Linked DNA regions of Homo sapiens: region 1 is linked to region 2. A link is a loop called in an ENCODE intact Hi-C map of the cell type or tissue named here. Cell type or tissue: heart right ventricle. All regions are shown on one strand. Links, peaks and the distances in the headings refer to the core of each region. The heading gives the core; the rest is flanking DNA. Region 1 overlaps CREB5 (cAMP responsive element binding protein 5). Region 2 overlaps CREB5 (cAMP responsive element binding protein 5).

The links. Hi-C counts contacts between places; a loop is a spot of excess contacts. Peaks named below come from ENCODE experiments on the same cell type or tissue, not always from the same donor. Only the 100,000 strongest peaks of a DNase experiment are listed, where the experiment ranks them.
Region 1: it touches region 2 in a loop (19-fold over the local background); 36 of 110 quality-filtered maps call a loop at or near these places.

The regions. Positions count from the first base shown.
Region 1 is chr7:28,690,382-28,707,150 of GRCh38, forward strand. The region is part of intron 5 of CREB5 (cAMP responsive element binding protein 5); the gene reads left to right. Among named protein-coding and RNA genes, the nearest start is that of TRIL, 260 kb to the right of the region's middle. RefSeq lists an enhancer at 14,390-14,459. In heart right ventricle, for the core only: no CTCF peak of the experiment used is centred there; a DNase peak (open chromatin) is centred at 5,360; H3K4me3 peaks cover 915 bases; H3K27ac peaks cover 4,958 bases.
Region 2 is chr7:28,625,253-28,642,021 of GRCh38, forward strand. All of the region lies in intron 5 of CREB5 (cAMP responsive element binding protein 5), which reads left to right. Among named protein-coding and RNA genes, the nearest start is that of CREB5, 220 kb to the left of the region's middle. In heart right ventricle, for the core only: no CTCF peak of the experiment used is centred there; a DNase peak (open chromatin) is centred at 4,128; H3K27ac peaks cover 665 bases.

The DNA.
Region 1 (16,769 bases), core at 4,481-12,480, 66 kb after region 2:
CCTCGCCCTCACATGTTTCCCTTGGTGAGCCCTTTTACAGCAGGAAGGATGGGGATAATATCAAGCAGGCATTGCCAGTCAGAGAAGCAGGGTGGGGTCTCCTGAAAAGAGCATGGCCTTTGGGGTTATAAAGTCCTGGATTCAATCACTCTTCTACTTACTGGCTGTGTGACTTTGACAAGCCACTTCACCTCACTGTGCCACAGTTCCTACCTTCTCTGTGAATTGTGGATAACCAGACTGACCTCGAGGAGCCATTGCGAGGGGTGGAGATAAGGTTTTAAGGCCCCTGGCACATAGTGGGATGGTGGGGAGGAAATCTTGGTGGTTTCTGTTGTTGAGGATTCTGTTGGATAGGATTCTCCTCGCAGCAGTCCCTGCTGCAGGTACGGCCTCCCTGACTCTAACTGGGCTTCTTGTCCCAGCATCACTTAGCCTTCTTCTTTCTCTAGCCTTTCTTCTGTTATGCCTTTTTTTTAAATTCAGGAAATCAAGCAGGTTTGAGATCACACAAGGTCCTAGAAACAGAGAAGTAAAAAGACCATTCTGACTAAAGTGAGGTGAGGATACTAGCGATTAAAATGCCAAATTTCCCATGATCTGGGTGGAGGGAAGGACACAGGACATCACAGTTTGGAAGAAAGGATGCTTACTGCCCTGTGGCACTGTGAACAAGAAAATAAAGTGAGATGGAGGTGAGTGAATTCAGTTATGAGAACTGAATTCTATTCCTAGCTTGAATAAAAGAAGTTTGTAGGCCAGGCGTGGTGACTTGTGCCTGTAATCCCAGCACTTTGGGAGGCCAAGGCAGATGGATCACCTGAGGTCAGGAGTTCAAGAGCAGCCTGGCCAACATGGTGAAACCCTGTCTCTACTAAAACTACAAAACTTAGCCGGGTGTGGTGGCGGGTGCCTGTAATCTCAGCTACTCGGGAAGCTGAGGCTAGAGAATTGCTTGAACCCAGGAGGCAGAGGTTGCATTGAGTAGAGATTGTGCCATTGCACTCCAGCCTGGGTGACAGAGCAAGACTCTGTCTCCAAAAAAAAAAAAAAAAAAAAAGTTTGTATTTGCAATAGCATATGTGTGTTATTCTTATCTTTAGTTGGGTGAAGTTACCATTTAAACTTGCTGCCTCCCTCTCACATATATTTTCTAGTGGTTAAAAAAGGATGTTTTGTAGACTGGAGAGAAAGGGACTTCCAAGGAGGCAAGTGGAAGGGTTAGGATGGCGGGTAGTGGAATTAGACAACATCTCTGGGGTCCAAGAGGCACCTTGAGAGTTCCATGCTGGGATCCCCGAATCTAAGCTGCAAAAGGGCATATGGTGTCTCAAGCTGCTTGAAAGAAGTATTGTCTCAGATTTTACTTAGTAAGCATTGGTCAGGAAGGCCAGGTCAACATTAAGAAGCAGAAATTAGTGTAGACTGAGAATGAGCCCTGTCATGTGCCTGACAGAAAATAGGCTGGGCCAATCTGGAACTCTACTTAAAAAAGAAGCAGCTGTGGCTGGGCGTGGTGGCTCACACCTGTAATCCCAGCACTTTGGGAGGCCGAGGCGAGTGGATTGCCAGAGCTCAGGAGTTTGAAACTAGCCTAGGCAACACGGTGAAACCCCCTCTCTACTAAAATACAAAAAAAAAAAAAAAACAACAAATTAGCTGGGCGTGGTGGCATGCGCACGTAGTCCCAGCTACTTAGGAGGCTGAGGCAGGAGAATTGCTTGAACCTGGGAGGCAGAGGTTGCAGTGAGCCAAGATCCTGCCACTGCACTCCAGCCTGGATCACAGAGCGAGACTCCGTCTCCAAAAAAAAAAAAGCAGCAGCTGTGGAATAAAGCACTGGCTTCTCCTTTCTGCTCCCTTTTTGTTTGGTTTTTTGGGATTCTGACCTTCAAAGGGGACTCCTTTTACATTGGATTGCAGCTAGAGGTGTGGCCAGAGGTGGTGACGCATGACTGTAATCCCAGCATTTTGGGAGGCCAAGGCAGGCAGATCACTTGAGGTCGGGAGTTCAAGACCAGCCTGGCCAATGTGGTGAAACCCTGTCTCTACTAAAAATACAGGCATCTACTAATCAGAGAAGCAGGGTGGGGTCTCCTGAAAAGAGCATGGCCTTTGGGATTTAAAAGGCCTGGATTCAATCACTCTTCTACTTACTGGTTGTGTGACTTTGACAAACCACTTCACCTCTCTGTGCCACAGTTTCTATCTTCTCTGTAAATTGAGGATAACCAGGCCAACCTCGGGCATGGTGGCACATGCCTGTAATTCCAGCTACTCCAGAAGCTGAGGCATGAGAATCTCTTGAACCTGGGAGGCAGAGGTTGCAGTGAGCCGAGATCGCACCACTGCACAACAGCTTGGGTGAGAGAGCAACTCCATCTCAAAAAAAACAACAAAAAAGACTGGGTGCTTTAAGAGGCATGCATTTCATGAGTTTGGGTTACAACAAGAGTAATTTCTTAAAGACTTACACACCTTTGAAAACTGAAATTGACTTAGCACTCCAAAATCCACTCCATAGTACGCAAACACTTTAACACAAGTCCATACATCTTTCCTTCCTGTACCTGCGCTGGCAAGAGAACTCATTTAATGATTGATGAGGCAATGCTGTACCCAAGAAGAATTAATCAATAGTTTGCAATTATTATGGAGAGTGGGACAGTAGTTAGACAATAGCCAAGACCCATCTAGCTAGCAACAAAGTCTTTCTTTCTCTCTCTTCACATGGTACCAAAAAACTGAATTCTGCTTTATGGTTTTTTTTCTATTTTCCATCTGAATAACTAAAATAGAACTGGATGTGTCCAAAAAGCAAAGCCTAGAAAAAGCAATCATATGGCCCCCAGTGAATGTCAAGGTATCTATTAATGCATAGATTTGATTACTCGTCTTAACGGGAAAATAGGGTCAGGAGACTGCATTGTGTGAACTGGAATGGCTACCATGAATTACTATGTTTTAGGAGTCCATCAACTTTTTATTTTGCAAATCAAAGATCTTGAATTGAAGTCACGTTGGGCTGCACCCATGTGCTGACACGGCAGACAGTCCAGCTGGCCCTCTTGCAGCCTTTTGGGCCTGTCTGCCCACTTGGCTCTGCCCCTCTGCCCTCAATGGGGCTTGTATCACTGCTTAAAAAAAAAAAAAGAAAAAAAATGTCTGCAAAACAAGCTTTTGTGCAGAGAGGGGAAGCCTAATTACTCGTAATCAATATGGCCAGATGAGATTGGGCCCTGTGGATTGTTTTGGAGTCAGACAGACCTGGGGGCAAACTCTGGCTTTGCCATTTGCTAATTATGTGATTTTTGACAATCTATTGAAGCTTTCTGAGCCTCGGTTACTTCATTTATGAAATGGAATTCATAAGAGCATAATACACTTAGCATAGTAAGTGCTCAGCAAATGTTAGTTATTTAATAATGGAGCCAGTTGACTTCTTTGGAAGTCTGGATAATAATATATTTTGGGCATTAATAATGTAGAGAGAAATATTGTCATGTAACAGTTCCTTCCAAGAAAGGTAAACCAAGTCACAGAATGCAGGTGAGGTCATGAGTGGGTGGAGAGGTGAAGAGAGAATCATACTTCTGGCTGTACATGCCATTGGTCAGAAAACGAGGTTTCAGCTCTCACTTTAATGTACTGTAGTTTATTTCAACATCAAAAGAGCAGGGTCTTTTTTCACCGCTTTTTGTTAAGTAGTAGATTTCTTTTTTAGATGGCATAGAGTAACTTCTTTTGCATCTGCCTCTTCTTGACCTTCTTATTTATCTAACACTTCCGTCAGCTCAGCAACACTTTGCAATAAAGGACTGATCCCATTTAATTCCTCTGAAATTAATCATAATAACAGCAATTATAATAAACCCATTTAGTGTAAATGTAGTTGTAAATTGCTCTTGCGTAGCATTTTCGCCTTTAGTTTTGCTCTCACCAGCATCCACCCTAATATGGATCATGCAGTGGCCTCTCTATAGCCAGATTATTTTTCTGAGTTCAGCTCTTGCCCTAGTTCAGTACATGGCTGCTTTTTGCCATTTCCTTCCTCTGAGGGCAAGCAGGAAGCTCCCTGTGACGTGTACAGGTCACAGGGAACGTCATTTGATTTGAATTTGCTCTCACCATCCAGAACTTCCTTAGTAGTAGAATAATCATCTTATAATTCTTTTTTTAAAATTTTTCTTTAGCGACAGGGTCTCGCTTTGTCACCCAGTGACACAATCACAGCTCACTGCAGCCTCGAACTCTTGGGGTCAAATGGTCTTCCTGCCTCAGCCTCCTGAAGTAGCTGGAGCTACAGGTGCACACCACTACACATTGGCTATGTTTTTAATTTTTTTGTGGAGACTGGGTATCCCTATGTAGCCCAGGCTAGTCTCAGATTCCTGGACTCTAGCAATCCTCCCACCTCAGCCTCCTGAGTAGCCAGGGTTATAGGCGTGAGCTACTTAGCCTGACCCAGTCTTATAATTCTAAATGCACTGATGAAGCCAGAACCTAAAGATTGATGTTTCAACCCAACCCGTTCACCTTACAGATTAAGAAATCAAAGGCCAGGCACAATGGCTAACTCTTGTAATCACAGCATGCAATTCGGGAGGCCAAGATGGGAGAATAGCTTGAGCCCGAGAGTTTGAGGCTAGTCTGAGCAATGTAGGGAGACCCCATCTCTACAAAAAAAATTAAAAAATTAGCCGGGCATGGTATCATGCACCTGTGGTCCCAGCCACTTGGGAGACTGAAGCAGGAGGATCACTTGAGCCCGGTAGTTCCAGGCTGCAGTGAGTCATGATGGCACCATTGCACTACAGCCTGGGCCACAGAGCTAGACAGGAGGGAGGGAGGGAAACTGAAGCCATCCAAAAATGTGAAGAGAGTTATTCTATATCATAAAACCATTGGTGTCAGTGCCCAGACCAAGCTCTAAGGCGGTGAGGAGCACATTTCTGCCCTGCCAGGCCAGTGAGCTTCCTGGTGCCAGGAATTCTGTCATATTGCCCAGGCTAATGCTTTGCAGTCCCTTTTTGAATTCTGACTCCTGGGGATGGTGGGGTGGGAGGGAGCAACCAACAGGCAGGCCCTTGAGACTCTGGAAATCATTCAGGCAGCTGTGCAGAGACTCCTCCCTCTGGTCTGGAGAGAGGGGTGCAGAGGCCACAAGATAGCTTGCTTTTTGCCTCCAGCCATCAGCCCCACTGGGGTCTAGTTAGTGGGCCAGAAGTTGTGGGCCCTAATAGCATTGGGGTAAATGTCCTGGAGTCCAGCTCTTTGCTTCCCACCACTCTCTTCTCTCCTCCCTCTCCATGCCTGAGCCCTGGCTACACTGAGTGCATGTCTGATGAGGACAGAGCTTGGAAGCTGCCCCAGAACCAGCACCCACCCACCTGCAGGATGTGACCTCTGGGCTCTGAACACACTGCTTCCTCCCTCTTCCTCCCCACCTAGGGAACAGTTTTAGACCACAATTCCCAAACAGCCCCACTTTGCACTTTAATCCCAAAGAGACTCCAGCACTTTGTGACCACAGAAAACTTGTCACTTCATTATGATTCTGAAAAAAAAGAGAGCAAAGGGTAATTCATAGTTGTTTTAATGACTTTGCATCCTTTCCCATGGAGGCAGCTTTCAGCTGTTAGGCACAAAGGACGCTGGCCTTCTCTGACATCTGACAGTGCAGTGGAGCAGCATTTTCACAAGATTCTTCACAGCCAGTTAACCCAATTAGTCTTCCCACAGTCATTACCCAGGTGCCGTACCATTCGGCTGCCTGGGAGCCTCCAAAGCTCTGTTGTGTGGAGATGAACTATTGTGCCTCCCGACCTTGAAAGGATGTTTCTAACTAATTAATGATTGTTAAGTGCTTGGAAAATGCACTGTGGAACTATGCTGGGGCTCATATGTCTGCATCTTCAGCTGTGCGGATGCACTGAATGCAAATCAGAAATCCTTCCTGCCATTTGTAAAGCATAGGAAGATGGATATGACCCTTTCTTTTCTCAAAGAGTTATCTGTCCTCCTCCTCCTCTTTTTCTTCATTCGTTTCTTCTGAGCTGTGTATTTAAGCTCCCTTTGAAATGGGCCAGTGTTTTGTACCATTTCTTCTACTGAAGTGAGAAGGATCTTATAGGGTTTTTCCAGCCACGTGATCTTTAATGAGGCAAATTGAAAACCACTATTGGCTGAACCATCCGGGAAGAAAATGTGGTTTTCTGTATAGTAGTTTTTAAATTTTTTTGATATGAGCAATAGTGGGAAATATATTCTGTATCACAGCCCAGTATACTCACACATATGCATATATATGTACACATATATATACACCTACACATATATACATATGTACACATGTATACACATATACACACACTACATACACACATATACATATATATACACATACGTATACGTATACGTATATATACACATACGTATACGTATACATACACATACGTATATATACACATACGTATATGTGTGTATGTAATGTGTAATGTATATACACACATACTCACATTACATACACACATATATGTGTATATATACTTCACATATATGTGTGTATATGTGTTATACACACATATATATATTTGTGTGTATATATACCCATGGAAATATATACATGTGTATATATTTATATACACACATATGTACATTGGATTATGTGTATAATATGCACACATACATATTTATATATACACACACACAATTTTTATGGAATAATACTTAATTTTTACTGCGTATAACATTATTTGGATATCTGATATATTAGATATGTATCTATTGTTCTAAAATGCTGATAATGTCAGATTAAGCTGATTTCACCAATTTCTCATGAATTGGCCCCCTAATGAAGTGCAGTCAGCATTGGAAACACACTGGTATCATAGAAAGGCCACCAGAATGCTGGGCAAGGATCAGGGGACCTGGGTTGTATTTCAAGTTTTGTCCCAACTCCTAGATTCCTTTCCCCAAACTCTGTGTCCTCATATAAAATTAAGGTATTTTGTTTTCAAACTGAGGGTACCCTCAGACTACTTTTTAAGAAATCCTCTTGTGGAAAAGCCCATTATGGAAAACAGATCCCTGACTGGTCCATATCTCCTCCCGTAAGTCACCCCCACCCCCTCCCAGAGGTCCTTGCAACAAAATCCAAATCCTACTGGATTAGAAATTTCATGACATCCATCTAGTTCTGGCCTTCAATGATTAATTTATTTCTTAGGTAATAGATTCATCTAACAAAATGCAATCTGATTTATTTCCATGGATTCTGAGCTAGGAATCGCAATTGGGAATCTCCAGAACCAATGGGGATTTTTGCTGTAGGACCATCGTTCTTTTCTGCCTCAGCGTTGTCATTTGTTCTTTGGCCTTAAGAGATAGACTTCTTCAGGGAAGGAATGAGTTAGAAAGGTCTTCAGTTGATGTATGAGCAGGTGGACACGTGTGGATGTTTATTTATGTCATTGTGTCTGCTGTTTGCCTCCTAAATTCAGCAGGTTCTTGATTTTTAACACAGCTCAAATCATTTGGCCTACAGCTGGTAAAATACAATTTTCTGGGTTCTCAAAAAGAAAGGCTTTTCAGACTTATAAAAAGAGAAGCTCATAAGACTTCTTGAACATCAAATAGCTCTTACAAAACACCATTTTGATGAGTTAAGTGTAAATGAATCAGAAACATACGGATTAAATTTCCCTTGAAAGACACATGGGTTTAAGAATTAAGGGGGGAAAGTGCTTGGCAAGATGGATTTCAGGTTTGTGCCAAACCTCAAAATGTTTGAAAAATGGTTTGAGACATTTTTACCGAACGCAAAATGCCATTGAGTTTCCCTATCCCCAGACATAATAGTGAATCTTTTTGACAACAACTGTATGACAAGAAAAAAAGGCCTGCGGGACTTAGCCATTTTCTCAATTCTTTAATAGTCTCTCTTCCTCATCCCCCAAACCCCACTCCCCACCAAAAAAAAAAAAAAAAACACACTCACAGGGCTAAGAGAACTTCCTGATTAAAGTTTCGAGTCAGGCAATTACCAGAAAATAACCCCACGACTCAAAAATACATGAGTCCCCTCCCAATACTATCCAATTATACCATTTTCTAAGTGGAATAATGCACCATGAGGATAGGCAGTATTTGCTATATTTTATTCACTGGTGTCCAGAGCAGTGCATGGTTATTCTAGACATTTGTCTGACATTATAGTGCCAGCTTCTTTGGGGAAAGAAAATAAGTTCACTAAAAGCAAACAGATTGGAGAGAACTATTCATTGGTTTATTAAAACAGCCACATTGTGGAAATGCTATGTTTTATGAAGGCAAGACATGGGATGAGGCTTTCAAGTTGCTGGGAATGGTCTTGGAAATGTGCATTCTGTTATAGCTTCTCTGTTGAGTAAGCTGTGTTATAATTTCTCCACACCTCAGAATTCTTCCTGGCATGAGGAACATCAGGAGCAACATAGTAAGGATCCCGGGACTAATTATCTTATGAACGGTGCACATCGTCTGTATTCAATGCCCTCCAATTATTTTTTACTAGCTATGCCTTTTACAGGCTGACCCTTTTACAGCCTCATTTTTCATATGCAAAAGCACAGAAGTGGGTTTTGAGCGAGATACTCACAATAAGGGAGGGAGAGGGACTGGGTGGGAAGCCATGGGCTGGGCCATTTGCTCTGTGAGGCTGCCTTGTCTCATACTCTTGTTTCATTTTCATATTTAAGCCAGGATGACCAAGGTTTGCTTCCTTCCTTCCTTCCTTCCTTTCTTCCTTTCTTCTTCTTTTTTTTTTTTTCATTTGAAAGAAAGGGCGTATTCAGTGACTGCCAATATCGGTTTAGAAACTAGAGTATTAACTTTGCTGCCCTGTGAAAGTGAAAAAAAGAAAAGAAAGAAACTAGGAGATAACAATGTATTTTTTCAAAAGATTTCAATTCATCGTAGACCAAGAAAAAGCTATCTTTAAATCTATATGTTTTAATTCTATGCTGGAAGTCATGGACAAATCTATTTATTATCTTGTTAGGGGAGCATCTCACACAGCACTTTGAGGTAGGAGTGTGCTCTCTGGGAACCAAAATTAATTTGTTGCAAAAGCAGTACCTAAAAGGGAGAGGAAATGTCACATTAAACTCAGAAAACCACTTTCAGTACTTCCAGGGAAGATAGTGCATAACAGTGATTGTTAAAATCTACCCGCTGACTCCCACCAACTTATGCTTATCTATATTTATTGAACTGTATAAATGAAAACTGGAAATACTGGAGTGAAAAAAAGTTATATCAACTTTCTGTCTTGGAAAAGGCTTTTTAGAAACAGAAATAGTAGGGCCAAATTATGGCTCTATTTTTACCTTTTCCAAAGCAGCTTAATGTAGAACAATAGGGCCAAGAAGGGGTTTTTTCGCTCTGAAAAATACCGAGTCCCCTGCCCAAGAGCTCCAGTGCCTCCCTCCCACTTACCCCAAATGTCTCTCTCTAATGCAAAAACGACCAAAGTGTGCAGAACAGTCTATCAAATGGTTCTTTTAATTTGTAACTCAGCCATCTACCTGAAATACTGGGAAATCAGTTTTAACATTTTTATATGTATATAGTTCCCAATTTGGTGTATACAAGGGCATCACCTAAATGGGACGTACATCAGACAGTCGATATTCCTAGAAAGGATTGTTATCATCCAGAGATCGTTTTCATGTTATTAAGCTATGAATGACAGTAGTTGTTTAATATCTTCTTGGCCTTTGTTGACATATTTTAACAACCTGCCTTGCACAGACAGTAAGCTCTGCCTGGAGCCCTGCTACCAATATCTCTCCAACTCACACACGCGCACAAGCACACACACACATGCATGCATGTTCCCACGATGCAGGGCTAACTTCTCATCTTTCCTGGAACAATTCATATGTCTCCTCTTCGAGGACCATCCCCTGGAACCCCCGGGGTATTAAATAACACTTTGAGGGGTATCTCCCATTACACCCTCAGCTGACTTCCTTGGCTATTTGCCTTCATAAATGATGAATTCCTGCAGGGCAGCAATGATCTTTTATTCACGCTAGGCTCTCAGCACAGTTCCCGAGATACAGCAGAAGCTGAGTAAAAGTTTAACAACAACAACAAAAAAACTTTAAAAATAATTTTAGCTGTGTTTCTGTTGGATCGAATGTTTATTGAAGTCACACAAAGTTAGGTGGGACTAAAATCGGCCCTCTGCAGGCTTTCTGAGTTCTTAGTACTCCTAGGAAAAGTGAGGAGTAAAACGCAGGGGAGTTTGTGCTCAGATGATGAGCTTCCTGCTTGATTTCAACTCTCTCCTGTAACCTGTGTTTATCTTGATGGCCTTATTTATATCTATTTCCTTTCGATAAAAATAGAAGCTCCAAAAAGTGAATCTACCACACAAGGGAGGATACTTTTAACTCAGGCCTAAGTTTCACAGATAGAGTTACGATGCTGCCCTGCGTGTAGGCATCCAGCTAGATGGTCATTTTCTGAGTCATCTAACTTCTGAGTTTTCATTTTTTTAAGAGTATAATTAAGATAGGTTCCCAGGGATTTAAAAAAAAAAAAAAAAACAACCCACCAACCCTGTGAGTAAAGTAGACAGTCTATATGTGGAGACCCATATAAGGAGATTTGTGGGCACCTGCCCAACTTGAGAGAAGCATTAAGAGCTATTCGAAACCTACTGAAATGTCAACACACTTTTGAAAAAGGTCCATTAGGGATGCAAATGTGCAGCTCCCTGATTATGATAAGCACTGGAAAGAAAACAGTGAAACCCATTAGGAGGCTTTGAGAACTGGGTTCTGAGGCGCAGGGAAGACAAGTCTAGTTTCTGCGGGTGCTGGGGAGATGAAGCCCAGCCCTTCTCTGCACCCTGAACCAGTGATTCTAATGATTTAAATGGCCCCCCAAAATCCCTCTTATTTTGGATAAAGCCAATTAACTCATTTGTAAATGGGCCAACTTTGAAATTCCATCAATGGCAGATAAAATTCATTTTAATAAGATTTATTCTGTAAAGTACAAACTGTGACTTGCTTCTGTAAAGGATCTGACATTAGAAGCTCACTTCAGGCTTTTGATGTGTTTTGGTTGGTTCTTGCAGGGGTTTTTCTTATAAAAGGTTGATTCCAATTTAAAATCTATAATTCTTACTACATACTCGTCTACAAATCAACTCAAACTAGGGGTATATATTTCTATCTAATAGTCACTTAGAGCTCTTTGAAAAATTACCTAGTCAGAAGGACACCTTCCATTCCAGCTGCCCAAGTTGTTCACATATGACATCAAATGATAGTTATAGTAATGGATAAATTGGAGCATAATTTTTTTGTAATTGCTCCATAAGTAAAAAAATATAATTGATTTTTTACCATCTTCCTTGATCTGGAAGGAATTGTATCAGTTTCCAGGACGTTGTAAAACAAAATATTTAAAGTATGTTTCAAATAATAAAAAGAGAAATACTTAACTTAATAAAGATGTGGAATTCATTTATGAAGACAAATACTGGCTGTGAACCAATAGGCCAAAGAGTCTGCCAGAAGTTTGCTGTAGACAGTCATTCTTGTATGTCCACTCTGCCCTATCACTCTGAAGTTCAATCCATATTAAGAAAATGAATTTTCTCAGCCATGCTAGACTTTGAAATCATTGATTTTGTTTGCTTTGTTTTTGAGTAATATAACAGAAGGTCTTTTTTCAGTTTTCTTCCTTATAAGGAATAGCAGTCCGTGGCACTTATAATTATAGCTCTTTCAGCCTTATTTTAATTAAAGAGGTTTGTTTGGCATATATATTTGATGCTTGGGAATTTTATATAAAAGTTATAGGTTTTGATCCTTCTGGAGAGCTTCAACAACTGAAACCATGGTGAAAATGGAAAGCACTTAACTTTCGTAAGAACACTTGAATGTTTCAGTATTACCCGAAAGCAAAATTATAAGCCTTGGAAAGAAAACATTTCCATTTGGCATTTTCACTTTTGTGCTTGTCAAGAGAAATAGCCTCAGGCTTCAGAAAAGCAGAAAGATCTATTACCAATATCATGAGGCAAGCACTCCGGTGCTCACTTATGTTGGATCAATCTTGTTCACTTCTAGAAGCCTTTCCAACTATGTTATGATGTTCTCCTTTCTGCTTCTCCATCCAGACGGAGCAGTGTCCTCCAGAAAGTAAGCGTACATTTTCCCAATGGTGAAAGGAAACCAGAATGATTTTACCCAAATGCATAGCCCCTGCCTCCAGGGAGATTTGAGACTAATCACAGAGATGGATACTAAACAAAATAACCATACCTATTAATATGTTATTAGAAATAGCATGAAGGAAAACCACAGGGGCCTATGTGACCCTTTAACTTTGTGGTTGCTAGATTTGGCCTTTAATTTGGGGGTCAAAGAAAATTTTAAGAAAGAGATATTTAAAAGGAGACCTAAAGGATGAATGAGAATTTGTCAACAAAAGAGCAGACGGCAAAACCTTCCAGGCAAAGATCAAAAGATGCTTCAAGGCCCTGGGGTGGGAAAGAGTGTGGCACATTCTAGGAAATGAATGGAAGCTTGGGTGGATAGACCCTTTCAAGCCAGGTGGAAAGATAGTACTACAGGCATCAATGAGGTAGAACATATAAAAGATACTGAAAAAACATCCTAAATGCTAAGGAAAATCATGCAAGAATGTTGAACAGGGAAATGTCATGACCAGATCTTTGGTTTATGAAGATCATTCTGGCTACAAGACAGAGTTTGGATAGAAGAAGAGCAAAACTGGAGTCAGAAACTGTTGGAAGAAACCAAGAGAAACAACACTGTGTTTTGGACTAGGATCTTGGCAGTAGGGATGGAGCCAAGTGGATACACTCCAGGTCTATTTTGGGGGTGGAGTGAATAGAACTTGGTGAATGATTAGAAGTACAAGATGAGGAATCTCAAAGTTAATGACTAAATTCTGCTAATTCACTTCTACCAAATATATTTAAGGAAATATGAGGGGAAAGATCTAAAGACGGAGCACTGTACTAGTCAGGGTTCTCCAGAAAAACAGACCAAAAAGAGAGAGAGATATATGGTTTATTATAAGGAATTGACTCACCAGATTATGGAAGCTAAAAAGCCCCATGATCTGCCATCTGCCAGCTGGAGACCCAGAAAAGCAGATGGTGTAAATTCCAATTGGATTCTGAAGGCCTGAGAACCAGAAGCACCAATGGTGTTGCTCCCAGACTAAGGTCAGGAGAAGACAGATGTCCCAGCTCAAGCAATCAGGCAGAGAGAGAGATAACTCAACCTTCCTCCACCTTTTTCTTCTATTCAGGTCCTCAATGGATTAGATGAAGCCCACCCACATTGGGGAAGGTATACTGCATTACTCAGTCTACCAATTCAAATGTTAATCCCTTCCAGAAACAACCTTATAGGTGCACTCAGAAATAATGTTTAACCAGATATCTGGGCAACCCATGGCCCAGTCAAGTTGACATAAAACCTACCATCACAGGCACCATGGACTGGATCATCCATAGGACTCAACCTAGGCACTTAGGGAATGTCATCTTAGCTCTTTAGCAGGTGGTGTCAGGTATCATCTACTATGAAGTAGTGAAATGTTTTTCCTGGCAGACCTGGAGGATTTTCATCATTCTCAAAATGTCCAGTTTAAACCTAGTCCCAATGAGTCTGATGGCTCCAACACTGAAAAGACAGAACTGCTTATTTGGGGACCTGTCCTACCTCTCCTAAAAGATGTCATTGTGCTTACTAATAAATTACTTATTCTAGTGCACAAAGAGTGAAACCTTTATTTCCTGCTCATCCAAAGGATTATTGTTCATATGTGAGAAGAAATGACCTCCTCGCCTACCTGTCACGATTCCTGGTTCCTGCTGCCCTCCTCAGCTAAATGTTACTTGCACTCAGAGATCATTTGAGCCTTTCTTTTGTTCAAGGAAAGGAAAGTCCAAGAACAACCAGTAAGGAATTACTCATCTATATGTGTCCACCTTTGAGGAAAATCTACCTTTAACTGACGTGTTGCTTCCCTGAAATAAATAATAGTTCTGGATCTCTCACTTTTTTTTTTTAAGACAGAGTCTCTGTTTCTGCAGTGACACGATCATAGCTCACTGTGTCTTCAAACTCCTGGGCTCAAGTGATCCTCCCACCTTAGCCTCCCAAGTAGCTAGTACTACAGGCACCCCACCATGCCTGGCTCATTTTTAAATTTTTTGTTAAGATGAGATCTTGCTAAGTTGCCCAGGCTTGTCTGAAACACCTGGGATCAAGAGATCCTCCCGCCTCAGCCTCCCAAAACACTGGGATTACAGATGTGAGCCACTGCACCCAGCCGGATTACTCTCTCTTGATCATATCTACTCATTTAACTTTAGGGTTGAAAAGGCCCTTGAAGATTGTTGGTTCAGCCATTTTTTGTGTGTGTGTGCATGAGGAAACAGAAACTCAGAGGCACTGAGGACACAGCCCTAGATCACCAGGCAAATGACTGGCTGAGTCAGTAGACACTCTTGCTGGTGTATTCATATTCAAAGCCATATCATGCAGGACTCAGTTACTTCACTTTGTCATTTTGTGATCATCAGGTTGACACATCTTAAGAAAGCACAATTTGGCCTTTCTGTTCTGGTCAGGAATCTGAAGAAAAAAACCAAGCTATCGGCTGGGCATGGTGGCTGACGCCTATAATCCCAGCACTTTGGGAGGCCAAGGCAGGCGGATCACGAGGTCAGGAGTTCAAGACCAGCCTGGCCAACATGGTGAAACCTCATCTCTACTAAAAATACAAAAATTAGCTGGGTGTGGTGGCAGCCACCTGTAATCCCAACTACTCAGGAGGCTGAGGCAGGAGAATTGCTTGAACCCGGGAAGCAGAGGTTGCAGTGAGCCGAGATCACTCACCACTGCACTCCAGCCTGGGTGACAGAGTGAGACTCTGACTCAAAAAAAAAAAAAAAAAGAAAGAAAGAAAAGAAAACCAAGCTATCATGACAGACCAGTGAAGGGATTTTTGGGGGAACACTTACCGCCAGTGAGCAAGCATAATGTTTTGCATGTTCTTTAAGTGTACTGTCAGTCACTTTCCGTTTCTATTTATACTAGGGACTTACTGTCTATAGCTAAAATTGACATTTACTGTGCCCATAACCCTACCACAAATTAAAATCAGACCCCAAGTCCCTCTGGGGAAAATGTTTATTAAGCTGTAGGAAGACATCTGAAATGATACCAAATTGCATTTTAAACTTGAAACCCCAAATACCACATTTGTTTGCAAGTAGGAATAGGACTGTCTGAGGAATCATTTGAGAAACTGAGCAAGTCACTCTCTTTGGCAACATGCAGGGCCACCAGGGAAGAGAAAAGTACCTTAGAAGAAACACTTTATATAAACCCCTTGTGGCTTTTAAGTAATCATTTAAACGTAAACAAAATATTCTTTAGAATGAACTCAAAAGAAAAGTAAGCCTTTTAAAATTCCATGCCTTTAATGAACAGACACAGACATTTCAATTGTACTTATAAATACCCTGAGAAGAGGGTTGAGAGAAATATCGAAATAAAACAAGTCCATTAAAATGTAAACCTGGGTTCCAGAGTTTCTCCTGCTAATACAGGCAAAAGTGTGTTTGAGACAAAAAAAAATCTTCAGCCGGGTGCAGTGGCTTGCGCCTGTAATCCCAACACTTTGGGAGGCCGAGGCGGGTAGATCACCTGAGGTCCGGAGTTCGAGACCAGCTCGGCCAACATGGCGAAACCCCATCTCTACTAAAAATACAAAAAATTAGATGGGCATGGTGATGGTTGCCTGTAATCCCAGGCACTCAGGAGGCTGAGGCAGGAGAATTGCTTGAACCTGGGGGAAAGAGGTTGCAGTGAGCTGAGATCGTGCCATTGCACTCCAGCCTGGGCAACAAGAGTAAAACTCCATCTCAAAAAAAAAAAAATCTTTCTAGCACTTTTGCCCTTTAGGATGTAGGTATCTGTGGGTGTTTGTATGTAGCAGGTGTATTTATGTACATAGATTGGACACAGTGTCAATCTCAGAACCTAATAATGGAATCAATTTTGTCTACAGGGAAGCCATACTCAGTGGTTTCTTTGCTTGTGTGTCCAGTCCATGAGTAGCTTGGAAAATAGCAAAGCCAGGTTGAAAAGCCATTTGAGATCCTTGAATGCAAAGTGTAAAGTACATGCCAAGTATCATTATTATGAGCTTTATTGCTACTATTTTACTAAGTGTTTCAGATTAATATCAATTCTGCTTCATGATAAGTGCTCTTGCAAAGTGGGAGAACTTGCAAGGTAGCTCAGGGAAGGTTGCACAAGAGAGAGCACACAGTTTCCTAGAAACTTCACCCTTCCCCCATACCCCCTGTTCAAGCCAGTGGTAGCTTGACTGTCCCTAGAAATCAGGATAGTGTTTCAAGTTATCATAGCCCTTAAAAAGATGACTGTCATGGATGTGACATAGGGGTATAGCTGCCAGGAAATAAGAGATAGTGGACCATGAGGTAACGTTGTTAAGTCTGTTAAGAAACCTCTGTGGGGCTCCTATTGTGTGCCAAGCTCAGTGCTCTCAAATATTCTCCCTTCAGCCTAGAAGAGAGACTGGTACCTGCTGTAAGGGGTCTGGCATGGAGAGAAAGCCGGCTTCCCTGAGAAGAGGATGGGGGATAACTGGGGACTCACAGTAATGGAGGAGACACCCATACCCCTCGGAGAGGC
Region 2 (16,769 bases), core at 4,001-12,000:
TTATCCTCTACCCACACATGCTGATAGGACGAACAAAGGATGTTTCATTCTACCCTTTAAGATGGCTCTTTCCTCCATCATTCTGATTTCTTGCCAGACTTTGGTACCTCCAACTACGGGAAGTGCAAAGGACAAGAGAGTTGTTCTCTCCTATCTGCATTCTCAGTGCACAGGAGACATGGAAGGAACTCCAAAAAAAAGGCATTCTACCCCATGTTCTCAGAGTTGACTTATATAGTCAAAAAGAAGAGGGTCCTTGTTAGTGGCTGGAGTTAAAATCCCAAAGCACAGTCCGCCAAAACCTCATCCAGATGCAAGTGTGTGGTCACTGGTCATGCATTTCTGTTTGCTGAATTCCATACAGCCAAGGCAACTGCGTTGCCTTGCTGAAGATCCACAGGGGAAAAAAGTTATGTGTGCTAGGATGAAAAAACATGCAAGCAGAGTTCTCCCTCATTGTCAGGAATGTTTGATACAGCAATGTTTATTCCATGGCCTCCATCCATGGAAAATGTGCTATCAGACTTTAAGAGGAGTAAATCAACACAGGTCTTCCTTATTGGCCACTCATTTTGTTAAAATGACATAATATCATAGAGGATCATCTATTTCAATAAGAACAATTTTCTGAAATTATAATAGTACATGCATTTTAGTGAAATAACTACTGTAAGAGTCTTTTAAAAAGGTATCTAAGTTGTCATTAGGTACCATATGCTTTTCTTCAACTAATTTCTTACACCCTCTGGGAAAAGTTTACGATAATGATATCCTAACAGATTGTTGCCTTTCTTCATTGGAGTACATTCATTTATGAGGTCATTCTATTTGGGTGTGTCATTTTATATTTAACGTATGTATTATTCACATTAAGGTAGTATAATTCATTGTTTTCTGTATCAAGTAGAGATCACTACATAAGTCATTTATTTCTACCTTAAAAGATTGCTTCTTGTCAAATGCTCCACTGGCTTTACCATTCCTGTGATTTGAGTTGTATGATTGTTAATATAAAATATTTAGAATGATTGAAGTGTGGAAGAGTTCAAATTTGAATTGAAAATTTCCTGGTAGTCTCTTGGAAAATAGCACTAATACTCATTGACTGCTGGCTATATGCCCAGGCTTGTTCCAAGTTTTATGTGTGTTAACCCACCCATCCTCACAACAATCCCATGAGGTGTGTTATTATGACTATCCCCATTTTACAAACAGAAAAACCAAGACCTGAGAGGTTAAGTAACCTGCCCGTAGCTAAGGAGCTACTAAGTGCTGTTTCTGGGATTCAAACCCAGGAAGTCTGGCACCAGGATCTGCTCTCTTAACCCCTCCCCTCTGTTGCCACTTCAAACCCTGGGGTGATGGAACAGAATCGATTTTATTGCTTCTAAAGAGCATTTACTTACTCTTTTAAACGAGTGCAAATAGATCGTCCTCTTTAGCCAGGGAGAGAAGGAAGAGCTATTCAAGAAGGGATCTAAACAAGAAGCAAGAACTTGTTCTTTCTCATGCTCCATGGAAAGGCATGGTGAACAAGGCAAACTATGTCTTACTCCCCCTGGTGTTCAGAAAGGGAGCCTACCGGGGGCCCTTCATCAGATTTGGGGAAAGGGGCCCCAGGACGGCTTCAATTTCTTTTCTGTTCCTAGGCTGGAGAAATAAAAAGCAGCCAGGATGTGATACAGGGGTTTTTTTTCTCATCTGTTTTTGCTCTCAATGCTTGCAATGAGTTAGAAACAAGTCGACATCCACTTGCAGCCCTTGACAGACAAAGTTATTAAAATTTCTAATTTCCTAAAATTTCTCCTGTCCTCCACCCCATCCATTCTGCTACGCCCCTGGCCTTCTGCCAGGGTGTCTGGTTTTCCATAATTAAGATGGTGGTTCATATAATCTTTTTTTTCCCTGTCTTCTACCGTGGCTGCTGGGCATCTGTTCCAAAATGTCTATCACAGTTGCCTTGGTATTGTCAGCTTGGAGTTTCTGATAGCCCAGCATTTGATAGAGAAAAATTTAAGATCACCTCGAATTTTCAAGGCAACTTGGGACCTTGATTCCTTTCATTAGATACAATAATACTTGAACCGTTCGTTTGAAAGAGTGGCTCAGCCCTGGCTACCTGTTGCTCTCACTTGGGAGCTTTAAAACAAATACCAGTACTTGGGCCCATCCCCAGAAGGTTTGAATCATTTCTTCTGGGGTGGAGCCCAGGCATCAGTATTTTTTTTACATGAGGTCACGGTTGCAAAACACTGGGCTGAATTAATCTTCTGGCTTAAATTTGAATACCAAGACCCTGAAAGGCCTTGGCTCAGAAATAAGTAAAATTCATTTAAATGACCAGTTGTAGCTCCCATGACCTGCCTCTTGAAATGCAAAAAAGGGTTTTCGCCATGCAGTTATAGTCATTCACAGATTGGTGGGATAGCATGAAGTTCTTCACTTCACACTTTCTAAGGGCCCCCTCTACCCCGCACCCCTGGACCTCCTCTGGCCATATCCTCTTCTTTTCAGCTTATCTTCAGCCTTAGACAAACCTCAGGGCATTCATTAGAAATTATTTTCATGACAGTGGCTGTTGTACTGAGTGTTCAGTAAATAAAAATCTGTATGTGACTTAGTCCAATAAGCAGAGGCTATTGTTATGGTGTGAGGCTGCTTCTATTTCTTATCTGTGAAATAGAAGCAATGATGCCTGCCTTGCCAAATTGTTCACAGTTTATATAATTTATATGAAATATCCTGATCTACCCACTATCACGCAGCAGTAATGCCTCTCTTTTCCAGTTATTTGGAAACTTCCCAGTTCAGTGAAGGGATTTCTCTTATTCTCTTATTCTAACAGGCAGCCAGTTCCTCTTCTTACTACGGTATTGCCCAACAGGATCAGCTCAGCTTTTCAGGGATGTCAGAGAGGAATGGCTCTCATATCTCTCGTCAGTCTTTAGGGTCTCGAGACCCTAAAGACTGACAGCAATCCAGGACTTTTGTGGTCTACATTTGTAGCACAAATGATAAGACTGAGCAGGTTTCCTGAACTTACCTCTGTTTGTTTACTGAAACCTCTTACCACTGGGGCAGCTACAGCAACTGACCACGCCTGCTTATTGTCTGTCTCCTGTCTGGTCACCTCTTCTAGTTCTGATTTGCCCCAGAAGGCTTAGCATCTGTCAGTCTACTTTGCCCTCAAAACCTTCCAGAAGATGTTTCAGCACCCAAGGAAAATAAACAGGCTTCTCTGGAGCCCAGGGGACAAGACATAGGAAATCTGCATTTCAGTGGGTAAGAGAAGGAAGAGACCATGGTAGCCAGTGGCAGAAGAAAGTGTAAATTTCAAGAACATTCTACTGTGTGAGGGTGGGTGGCTGTCATGGAGATGAGGGGACATGCTGGCCAAGGGGTGGGCTCTTAGGGTCCAACAGCAGCATCCAAGGTGCTAGAGACAATATGCTGCATGTTATTGATTTTCATGTAACATTTATCTGGCTTTTCTAGGAAAATCCTTATAGACATTTCCTCTGCTGTGACCAAGTCCCTCTCATTGGCCAGACACTGTGCTAATAGTTGAGAAGAAGAAAGAACAGTCTTGGTTCATGAACTACAGTCTAGCTGGGGGGAGAAAAGATTATTAGATAGGCATTGAACATTGATAGATTTAACTACATTAAAAACAAACAAAAACCCTTAAGCCAAACTTCCAATGCCCCTTCTCCCCCACGTCCCCTCTTCCCGCTTAATTTAGGATAGTGATTAAGATCCCAGACTTCTAAACCAAGTTGTCTGTTTAAACGGTGAGTTTACCTCTTGCCACCTGTGTCATCTTGGACCAAATGGTGCCTCGGTTTACTTGCTTAAACATTGATAAAAACACTCACAGGTTGTTGTAGAAATTAAATAAAACAATACGTGCGAAATCCTCAGAGATGAGTTTAGCCCATAGCAAGCACTCAACAAAGGTTAGATTGCTAACATTAATCCACTGGCATATGTTTAAAAAGAGAAGCTGAGGATGGACACAGCAGCAGGTTCTGCAGGGAAGTCCAAGGGGCTAATTTATTACCCAGTCCTCCTTCCACCTCCTCCCTTTCCTTGGAGAGTTGTCCTGGAATCAGACGCCCAGCGTGCGGGTCAGCCAAGCTGTTCAGCTGCTGTTGGTCCCTGAATTCTTCTTTCTGGCCTCTCTAAACAGAGCAGAGAGGATCTGGGGCAGCCAACAGACAACTCTGTATTCACTGTTGAGCAGGCAGGCTGGCAAGCAGGGAGTTTCTTTGCTTTAAAAGATAGCAGGGACAGTCAGGGGTTGAACAGTTGTGTTGCTTTCAGGAAACACGTTGGCCTTCTAGGGTTAGGAAGGGCCCCTTTAAACACAGAGCCACAACATTCTCCTGGGATGACCTTTGCTTCATGGCAGTCATGAGTCTTGTTCTCAAAGCTCTGACCATCCATGATTCATATGTTCCCAATGGCTGTCTCAGCTTTTTATAAGGGATGGCATCTATTAAATTGTAAAAGTTAATTTTTGTTTGTCAGAGACATCATAAACATGTGAAGGCTCTTTCCTGTATTGAGTGTCCACCCTCAAAGAAGCTTCAGTATTGATTATGCTTCTGTAAGTAGAACTGTTGGCCAGTGATTGACAAAGGAGTATAGATTTGAAAGGATAGGCTTCTATGGCACATTCAGAAAACATGGACTCTCAATGTTGGAAGGAACCTTGGAGACCTCCCAATCCAACCTTCCAATCCAATGTACAACTTCCAAACAGCCCTGAGAGGTGGCTACCCACCTTCTGCCCCAGCCATTCTGTGAAACTGTGGACTCACTGCTCATGTGATGGCTACTTGGACAGCCTGAACTGTTCCTGAATCGTTAGAGGGTACTACTTCTATGGAGCCAGTTACATTTTTCTGGTATTTCTACCCATAGGACTTAGTTCTGCTAATTTGACTAAGCCCATCAATCTCTTCTCCCAAATGATACCTGTCTTGTTTCTCTTGAATTTCCTCTTTTCAGACCCAAATCTCAGTTAGGCAAAGTTTTTGTCATTTGTCATGATTCTGTAGTACCACCCAATTTGTGAAAGTAACAAACTGCTCACTTCCAATGCCAGCTGATTAATTACCTACTCCTAATAGCAACTTCAGGAACAATGGGAAATGTACATCTCAGTCTAGTCTGTTTGAAAATCTTATCCTCAAATCTGTGCTTTTTGGAAACCCATGAATACTTGAGACCGAGTGCTGAAAAAAACATATGTTTTTCATTTTCACCTGACATATTGCATCTTAAGGCATCCTGCTGGGTGTGCAGCAGCTGAAAAAGTTCGAAAAAATGTGGCTGCTCAAAACTATAGCAACAGAGGGACACATGATGAAGCAAAACAAGCAATGCGTAAAGCATTTTGGTTTATAGCTGGGGAATTATAATCATTCTGATTAAGTAGATTTCCATATAAAAAGACAATAGTGTGGCTAAGAGTCTCAGAAAAATTCCAAGTATATTTTCAACCATTTTCTACTTTGATCACCACCCTACTTGCTAAGAGAGTGACTTTTTGCATGCAGAAGACATATGTTTATAGAGTCTTTCAATATTTAGTCAACATTAATTTATTGACTACCTCCCTTGTATTCCAGGCAGAGTATGTATGGTACAGAACGCTATGAGGTACGTATGACTCTTGCCCCCGTGTTAGATATGAGGAAACCAGGCAGAAACATTAATAACCTATCCAGAATTACACAGCAAGTAAGTGGTTAGGCTGGAGTCAGAATCCAGAGCTCTGACCCCAGAGCACATGGCTCAACCACTACAGGGTACCACCAGTGGGACTCAGAGACGTACGGAAACTTTTCAATACCGACCCGCTCTGAGTGTATCTTGGTCAGGGCCATTGATTCTTCTTCTCTGTGACAAAGATTTCAGGGATGTTGATTCCTAATCACTGACTGCTTTAATCTGCCTCCCACTGGGATACTGGAATAACTGGGATACTCTGTAGCACCCTTCACAGCTGTTTGTGAGTTGCCTTCTGTGTGGAGTGTAATCAAAACAGCCTTAAAAACCAAGCATCAGAAACCCTGCGTTAAAGCCTCAGCTCTGCCAAATACCAGCTGTGTGGCCTTGAGAAAGGCACTCAATCCTTTGAGATTCAGTTTCTTCATTTGTAAAAATGACCACCTCCCAGGGTTATGGCATGAATTATTTTGTTTAACCAATATTGAGCATCTTGTATGTGTCAAACACTTGGCAAAGATTTGAGTACACACTGCAGATGAAAGAGATGCCAGTGCTGCCTTTTTCGGAGGGGGCGGCAGAGGGGATGAAGTCTCCCTCTGTTCCTCTATCACCCAGGCTGGAGTGCAGTGGCAGCGTGATCTCGGCTCACTGCAACCTCCGCCTCCCAGGTTCAAGCGATTCTCCTGCCTCAGCCTCTCATAATTCTGCCTTGTTGTGGAGCTTGCAGTCAAGTAAGGAAGCTAGACAAAAAGAAATAAGCAAATATATGAATAATCACAAGTTGGGATAAGGGTTGCAAAAGAAATGAAAGATCTTGGCCTTGGGAAATTGAGTGGAGGGAAGCACCATAAGGCGGCGCCAGGGATGGTGTCTCGGAAGAGAATGTGTTTGAAAGATGAGGAGGCACCTGCCAACAGAAGAGTAGAGAGAATGACAGGCTTAGGCATGGCGTCTTCAAAGCCTCTGTGCTGGAGAAAAGGAGTCAATGAAAATTCACCATTTTATGCATATAAGGGCACTTTGTAACTAAAGTAGGCTAAACCCATGTCAGAAATTTCTCTTGCAAATAGAAAATAGCACTGGCCACTTCCAAAGCACAGCTTGGACCGTGTTCTTCCCATAAGAGTCAAGACTAACATTCCAACCCAGTGAAGTTTGTTCCATTTCCACAAGATAACAGCCTTTATCCCCCTACACCAAAATTGTAGGTGCCTGGACTGAATAAACATAAGCACCAGTGTTTCCCCTGATTTCTAGCAGCTACCAAGGAACAGAACTTCCTCCCTCTCTCACTTTTCCATTTCCTCTACCTCCTGTCCTTGCAGATTGGGCAGCAATTTCGAAAAATTTCCTGAAGTTGACTGATGACAGGACATGGATGTCTGAAGTCTGAACTGCCTGGCCAGGACTAGGAAGAGATGTCAGGAAAGGAGAAGTGAGGGTCCTTCTGTGATTCTTCTCTCCCTCTCTCCTGTTGGTGCCTTCTTTTGGGGGTGATGGTCTGCAGGGACAAGCTCCTTCTTTTCTTTTCAAATGTTTTGTTCTTTAAAAGTTTTGTTCACCATCATTAGAAATATCTATGGAATGTAAAGAAAACATGTAATGCTAAGGCAGGAAGGACCTATTGTCCTGGGATCCCGGGAGGACAGAGAACGCTGCTACTTAACTTATGCTTAGTGTTTCTTATAGGAGATGTAGTTAAGGTCTCAGCTCCAGTGTCGCCAAGGGAGGATTTTCTGTCCCTCGGCTCGAAGGTTAGCCAGCCCCTGATCTCAGTCACCCTCCATGACATCACCCTTCATTGTTTTCCTCACAGCATTTATCATTGTCTAAAATGATATTGTGTTTTTAATTTTTTGTTTATCATCTACCTCCTCCACTAAAATAGAAACACCGTAAGTTCAAGGCTGGCATCTATCCTGTTCACCCTGAGTCGCTAGTTTGTATAATAGTGTATTATATCATGGGCACTCGATGGCTGAAAGATGAATGTTTGAATAGATTGAGTGATAACAAGAGCTAAGACTTCCATAGCTCTTATCCTGTTCCAGGTACTTCTTCAAGCACTTTAAACATCAATTTATTTCACCTTTCTGATAAACACATGAGGTAGGCACTAGGATGGTTCTTATTTACAGATTAGTAAACTAAGGCACAGAGAAGCAAAACAATTTGTCTAAGGTCACACAGTAATAAATGCTAGAATGACAATTCAAACAGACTGGTTGGCTATATAATATGTGCTTTTATCCACTCTATGGGATGCGTTTTTGTTCCAAAACAAATACTGGTGATACCAAAACAAGGCTCTTTTACAACAAAATTATTTCCTACAAATGAGAAGCTTGATCAGTTTAAACCAAGGATTCAATCATTCATGTGTGTGTGTGTGTGTGTGTGTCTGTGTGTAATGAAATATAGAAAATCAAACACTGAATATTCTCTCAGCTAGAACTCTTGGGTTATCAAGAGTTACCTCTGCTTCTGCCTATATCTCATTCAGAGAAAAAGCACTCTGGAGAATACCTGAGGAAGTAAAGAAGGTGTTTCTTCTATCTACAAATTCCATTTCTAACCTGTGCAAGGTGCTCACACAGTGGTCAGGCCAAGCTGAGAATGATGAGTTGTGGACTTACCAGCCATCCTTTTGATTGGCTGGTTACTTTGTGTCTGAACACTCTGAAGCTACCAGCCATGACAGTAGTGGGGGTGGGGTTCATGGTAGAGTTGAGAAGGAGGATTATAAATGTGTGAACTCCAAGAGCATCTCCAAAGACATAAAGACAGAGGTAGTGGTCCTACATCTGTCTTTGAGTCCCCTTGGTCATACATCTTCAAACCTAAAGGATAATGATCTAGCCTGTCTCCAGTTATTGGGCAGCACAGAATTCATGCTGCCTATAAAGTGAGACCAAATCTCTAAATCACTGTTGTCTGTAGCCAGGAGTCTGCCTCTTAAAGAAGAGAGTGAAAAGAAAATCAATGTGTCTGAAACTTTAGCCTGTCTTCTTGGCTATCTGATCAGTTAAGATTCCCAGAATAAAAAGTAAAACGGAGATAATTGATAACCATTTTCAGCCTCCTCTGTTTCTCAGAAGTTGACAGTGTTTCCTAAGTGTGATCTTGGTCTTTCCCATTATACCCTTGTAAAATGGCAGGCAAATTTCCACACAAATTTCATTTGAGCTTTAATCTGCCCATCCAGCCTGTCTGTAAACAGCAACTGGCATGTCTTGACTCCAAAAGAAGTTTCTTCTTTAAAAAAATATTTTCACCCAGAGCTTCAATTATGTCACTTCCCTTTCAGACCAGTTGAACAGATTAATGCATGCTCATGGATTAAATTGAACTGATATTTTTTAATGGGAAGGGTAAATGATGTCTATGCATGTCTATCATGTGCTTTACTCTTAATGAAAAATATTTTAAAATGTATATTGTTACATCATTTTGAAATTCTTTTTTAAAAAATTATGATGAGCTGCATATCATGAAACTGTTTTCATCCTGCCATTCATTGCTCAAAAACCTTAGATGGCCACAATTTCTCATGTGCCTGACTTCTAAGAGCCTTACAAGCCCTCCCCTGTGTATCATGCCTTATTGCTTGGGTTGTCAAAATTGTAATCCCAGAAACATTTAGTCTTTACTGAAGCTCTAGATGTGAGGCATTGAAGAGAACCATTTTCTCTTTTTTCCATGGGCTGCATTCATACCTACCCATTTTTCAAGTTCTGCCTTCTTCCCTTACTTTCTAGCTCTGGTCCATCTCACTTTCTGAACTCTTAGAAGAATTTAGTCTGTATCTCTGATGGCTTCTTTTAATTGTATGTTTTCATGTATTTTTATGTTTTATACAGATTACTATTGTCTTTTCAAGGAGACAGAAACAGCTTCAGGGTAGAGCACTGTATCAGTTAGGAATGCATTTGCCTGCAAGTAACGAAAAAATCCCAACAACACACAAAAGACATTTATTATTCTCATATTACAAGAAATTTGGAGGCAGGTAGTCCAGGGCTGCTAACCCAAGGGTATTGTCGAGGAATTTACTTGGGGCTGTTTATTCCAGGGACTTTTTTATGTGTTTCTTTTGATAGAATTATGTCCCATACCACTTCTAGTTAGTAGAGAAGCTAGGAGGCCAAAGGCTTCACCTTTCAGCTACTATAGTACATGAAGGCAAGGAGGAGGCTTGGAATGACTGTCGAGTGAGCCTGCTGAGGGTAACTACCACAGGGCCACTGATATTGCTCATATTTTATCCTGCAGGTGTAATACACATTTGGCTGATAGGTTTTCAATTTGGCACATTATTTCTCTGCTATATCTTACCCTCATTTATTCCACTCTTTAGCACTTCTTCTCCATTTAAAAGATGAATACACAGTTCTAGAGGAGGTGGTAGTGGTAATGATCCTGGAAATAACTAATACTTGTTGGCCACTTACTATGCCAGGCAAGATTAAGCACTTAATATGTGCTTAAATTAGTAGACCAGTCTTAACCATCTTTCAGTCTTTTCGATCATCATGAGAAGGTTTACTAGAATGTCTGCCTCAGCTGACAAGCTGCGGAATCAAAAGATGCTAGTCATTTTGAATCCATAAACTCACCAATTCAGTCAACACTATTCTTTCTTCATATTTCTTGTGTACTTCTTTCTGCCTATCACCATCATCTATCTATGTTAATTTTGGTTTAGGGTTTTATTATTGTACCCACCTGTTTCGGTTCCCCTAGGTCTTTGTTGACCTTTTCATTCATTTACTCATTCATTCATTCATTCATATTGTTTTCTGGGCCCAGCCACATTTCAGATTGGCATATGCCAGTTGATATGGTGTCTCCCAAACTCCTGGCAGCCTACCTGACAATTCAGAATTGCTCCTGAGCCAGGCCATTGTTGCATGTAGCTCAGACCTGTGAGCCCAGCTTTCTGAAGAGATTAGCAAAGCATATCCAGCAACTTCTCAGTTGAGCATGCCAGAAGAATAAAATAAAACCAATAAATAGTTATTGAGCCACAAAATCAAAGGATTATAGCACTGGATGAAACCTTAGAGATCATCTCTTCCAATTTCCTCTTCGAGTTCTTTTTTTAAGTTGAGTGTGCTGTTCTTTTTATATTTTCATATTCTTTTCTAATAATATATTCACACAATACCCTTCACTTGATGAAAGAGAAACACGAAGGGCAGGATCACACAGCTATGGCCAGAAGCCAGAGTGTGCTGCTTGCCCATGCCCTTTTTTGAGGGACCATGTCTAAGGCTCTCCACTGGGGGGTGGGAGGGAGGAGGGATATGGAGGAAGAGGAGTGTGGAATGTGTTTAGAGTGTTCCAATATGGGATTATCATCACACATGAAAAGATTGGCAGGGATTATCAACACCATGGTACTGATGACTTTATCATCTTCCTCCTTCTCCAAATCTACCCCTACTGCATCCCCTGCCTCCCTCCTTGAGGGCAAACACCATATACTGCTCACTTCTTTCCTGTGTGGCACTTACTTCTGCTATGAAAAATCATTCCTTTATATAATTCTTTGTTTAATGTTCCCTTTCCTACACTGTAAACTCCATGATGATTGATAGATACTACGCCTGCCTATGACATCCCCAATTATTTGTTGGATTAATAAATTATCATAGTCATCCTAGACTTTTCCCTTTCAATCATAACCTACAACTTGAAAGTTTGTGTTCTATATGCTATTTATCTACTTGGAAAATCTCATGTTTGTCTTTTTGTCTTCATCCTTACCATACCTGCCTTAGTTTAGGGCCTCATCACCCTTTCTGTGGTTTTCTAAATGGTCTCTTTTATCCAGCCTCCTCACTCCTGCAGCTAGAGCTGTTTTTCTCAAATGAAAATTTCACTGAGTGCAGTGGCTCATGCCTGTACCCAGCAATTTGGGAGGTTGAGGTGTGCAGGTTGCTTGAGCCCAGGAGTCTGAGATGAGTCTGGGCAACATAGTGAAACCCTGACTCTACAAAAAGTACAAAAATTAGCCAGGTATGGTAGTGTGTGCCTGTGGTCCCAGCTACTTGGGAGGCTGAGGTGGTAGGATCACTTGAGCCCAGGAGGATGAGGCTGCAGTGAGCCATGATCGTGCCACTGTACTCCAGCCTGGGTAACAGAATGAAACCCTGTCTTAAAAAACAAAACAAAAAAAGAAAGAAAAGAAAGGAAAAGAAAAGAAAATTTGACCACCTGAATTATGTTTCATAATTCATATTATAATTCAAATTATGTCTAGCTTCAGTAGTGAAGATAGTGAATTTCTATTCAATCATTCATTTATTCATTCACTCAAGAGATAGCTTTGAGAGGCCATAGTTTGCTGGACTCTCTTTTGGGGGCTTTTTATGTAGAAGTCAACATAAAAGTTTGCTCTCAAAATGCTCACAGATTAGTGAGAATGGCTGATAAAAAACAAGATACAATTCTAAAATATGGACTTACACTTTGTGATGACTGTCAATGTGAAAGAAACAAGTAAGATGCTAAAATGGAGTTTGAATAGAGGGGCAGAAGGGGAGGGAGAGATGGTTTAGATAGATTAGGTAGGAAAAGCTTTTCTGGAAAGTGACGTTTCAGATGAGACCCCAAGGATCAGAAAGAGCTGTTTGTGTGAAGATGCAGAGGGCAAACTATTTGCACAGAAGAAACAACAGGACGAAGGCACTTTGGTGGGGAAGAACTTGCACTGCTTAGTCTGTGAATTGAGGGTGTTCATAAAGATATCTGAGTCCTTCAACTTCTACAAGTCAACCAATTAAGAACTTATGTTTAAACATAAAATATTGGTTTAAACAATGCATTTATAGTTGTTATTTTTTATTTTTTACTGTGTTTTTCCAACAATACTTGGTTAATAGTTTGGCCAAGGAATATTAGACTAGGTATGGAAATGAAAAGGAATTCAGACAGCTCAGTGCTTCAGACTGTGTGGGCTTATCAAATTGTAGCTTGACATCGTTTTTGGTGACTTAATATGCATCTTTGGGAATCTTTATCATTAGCCTCGTTAGCTACAGAGACTCTTTCCTGAGTGTAAATATTGATTTATGATTTTTAATTAATGGTCTCTCCTGGATTTTTCCAATGTTTATCAAATTTTGGGGCTTGTTTTGTATGCCAAATGAGGTTTATCAGCAAAGATACGGACTAAGAATTTTTAATATGGAACAATCACTGCAGTGTTGGTTAAGAAAATCTTGATCCCTGCCTTCATTCAAATTGCTATCTTAAAGAAAGAAACTAGACACACACACACACACACACACACACACACGAACACACACACACACAGTGAGGGCTGGTTGCTAGGAAGGTTTGCATATTCTTTTTTCTTTTTTTTTTGGAAACAGAATCTCACTCTGTTGCCTAGGCTGGAGTGCAGTGGCACAATCACAGCTCACTCCAACCTCAACCTCTCCGGACTCAAGCAATTCTCCCACCTCAGCCTCCTAAGTAGCTGAGACCATAGGCACCTACCACCACACCTGGCTTATTTTGGATTTTTTGGCAGAGACAGGGTTTTGTCATTTTGCCCAGGTTGATCTTGAATTCCTGGGCTCAAGACATCCACCAGCCTCAGCCTCCCAAAGTACTAGGACTGCAGGTGTGTGCCACCACGCCCGGTCACATTCTGTTTCTTGATCTTAAACAAGAGAGAATGCACCAATACAATTGATATTATTATAACTTCTGCAGTTAATAATAATACACTCCACATAATGTTTAGAAATTAGTTCATTTTATATATGAAAAACCTGACAATCTGCAAATGATCTTTTTCACATCCCATAGCAAATCAGAGAACAAAACTTGGAAATATTGCTCCTCCAAAAGAGTGGTCAGATCATAAGTAGAGAGTACTTTGTATACTTCTTCCCAAATCCCAGAGAGGTGAAATGTCTATATTCATTTCTTACCCTGCTTATTTATTGTATGAGAGGAAAATTAACAGATCTGCTTATTTTAAATATTTGGCTACAATTTAAAAAAGTCTTTTTAATGAAATATATTGAGCTGGGAACATGTAGTGTGCATACCTGGCCCAGTTGTTCCACGCCACACTTCATGAATGCTTTGTAGTATTAGTTCCTCTAGACTATTTGAATAATTATGAGTCAGACTAATGATTTCAGCCTCTCCTAATATTTAACTAGGGTATGTGATAAATTTCTTGGCTTTAATCTTATCTCTGTTTGGCCTTCAGCATTTTCTAGAATAAGTCCAATATTCTGATGCAAACGTGGGTCTCCTCTTAAAACAGAACACAACAAAACAAAATTCCTTAAAACAAATAGGCTGTAGTAAAATACCAACAGACATTCCTTAGCTCTAGAAAAGGGATTAGGCATTTTGGGAGGCTTAAATTTTGTGTCCTAAGAGCTAAGAAATAGAAACAGGAATATGGATTTTTGTTGGTATTTATTATATTCTGCCTTAGCTGCACATTTTTTCCTCAAAAATGAGCATTGAACAATATATTTAAATTTAATAAAAGGAATCCATGTTTTAATTTTTCATAATACAAGTGTGAGTTGGAATCAAGACCTCCATCATTTCTTGGTACTTTGGCTTCTCACTGGAACTTGAGTAGTGCAGGCCGGGCACTAATCATGGACCCAAAGACCTCACAAGGACTTACCTGACAGTCATCAAGAACAGACCTCAAGGAGCCCTGAAATCATGTCTTATCTGCTATGTAGGAGAACCCAGTTCTCCAGTAAATTTGAATTGGGACAGGCAAGAGTTTGTTATCAACGAGGTTCCTTTGATACTTAAAAGCATGTCAACTTGAGACCAGCAGCAGTGTTGTAGAGTGAAAATCAATGCCACAAATCCTGCCTGAAATTCACAACTGGCTATGTTTGTGGTTTTCTATGAACCTACTCCTGCAAAAAATGACGGCACACACAAGTATGAGATCAGCTAGATGTAAAAGACAAGTACTCCCTTAGTGTATGAGGAATATAATCCCACTGTCATTCCCATGCCTCTTCACTCTGGCCTCACAGACTATAGGATGTGCAGGAGGAATTTGGTTGAAACTGTTAACCTTAGTTACCTGCTCCAGAGCAGTGTAGGTGGGTGTGCCTCCTCTCCCTTCTCAGATACTCTGCACTCTCAGCTCAGCCCTAAATGGTGAAACTCTAGATAATAAAGCAAGAGCCTCAGCCACAGAGCGTAACTCTCCATCCAGACTGCTCACACCATAAAAATGTCGTGATGGAGCAACCTTTACTGCCCTGCATTGCCTACAGGTTTTCCATGTTTACCATGTGAACTCAGTGACAACATTTCTGTGGTATTTTGATTTTGATCACACATGAAGTAACAAATGCCCAAAACACTATGATATTGGTGAAAAGCTTACCAAACATCTTTCAAAAACCAACAACGCAAAAATAAGAATTTCAGCAACAACTAACAAAAGTATAGCTATTTGGATGTTCATTTTACCATTTGGAAAAAATGCCTCTTTTATATCATTTCTATCACATGACTGCTTGCGACAAAATTAGATTAAGAAAAATTACATAGAAAGTGTTTCTATATTTTATGGCGATCACAAGAAAGAACTATGAAAGTTGCCTTTGTATGGTAAGTTCCACAATTAGGATATAGTACAAAATATGGGCTGGCCACATGCTGGAAGAAAATGAGCCTGGGAATTGGGAGTGTTGCCAGGACAGCATTTTAAAATTACACACCTCCTGCAAATGTACGATGCTCATTCCTCTCCTTCTTCAAACTGATGATTCCTACCTAGTTCCCCAGATCGAGACCCGCTTCCCTAGAGTACTGAGGGAAAATGATTTCCTCACCTTCAGTTCATCGGTCATTGCAGCAGCATGCCCCTGAGAAGGAGTTTTAATATCCAGTTTGTTTTCCCTGAGAGCCAGTGCTTTAAAATTGAGTTCTATTGTCAAGCACATTTAACTTCTTGTCTCTAAATCTTTGGTGCAGCTGGGGCCCCTTTTAGAAGGTTGGTTTTCCCCAAATGATTGAGTGTCATCCTGAACGACATCACCCACAATGACCCCTTCATCTCTGCATCAAGTCAGGGGCCTACATTCCATTATCCTTGTTCAAGAGTCAAGAATCCCTAGTGGAAATGCAGTGTTCCTGGGAGCTGGGTTAATGTTAGCTAATGCCCCAGAGAGGATGATTTGGCCCAGGTGATTCTCCCAGAACTCAGGAGCTGCTGCTTAATAAGTTTGAAGGGGACCATCCAGAAGCTGGGTATGCAGGGTCATGACAAGGACCACCCCCCCATCGGGTGATGGCTGAAGGGACTGTCTTTGGGTTAGGGAAGATGGGGCTAAAATTTCAAAGGGGAAAGCGTGGAACCAAGAAAAGCTGGACCCAGGCAGTCCCCTTGCAAAATCCATTGCTCAGACAAAGAAACTTGGACCCCCAAGGAATTTAGTGACTTGCCAACACCCACATAGCAACTTTGTGGTGAGCTAAACGTAGCACAAGGTTCTCCTGACTTCCAGGGTATACTTGTTCCACTCTGCCGAAGCGTACCCTCCTTCGGGCATGGCAGATGTGGAGGCCTGCAGGCGGTGTTTGCTTCAGGGAAAAAACAAAACTAAACTAAACACCCAAAATGTGCTTTGGGTCCTTCACATTTCTAGCTACATCATTTTCTCTGCCAGAAAGGAAATGGTGAGTTAGACTACAATTTGAAATGATTTTATAGATCCAGCTCCATGAGAAGAGTTGTCACCTCCGCAATCTTATTCCAGATAAAATACCCTAAATCCTCCAGGATTTGTCTTTCATTCCTTACCTTCTGCTCCTCTGACCTGCAGTCGCCATCCCATTCGTTTTTATGGATGGATCATGGAAACCAGAAATACACACACAGCAAACACATCTGTCTTTTGGGTCAAAAGAAAAGGCACGTGTGTGCACGTGTGTGTATGTGCTCCTGTGTGTGCACGTGTTCCTGGGTGTGCATGTCACAATGCGAAGCAAGTTATGGGAGGACCAAAATTAAC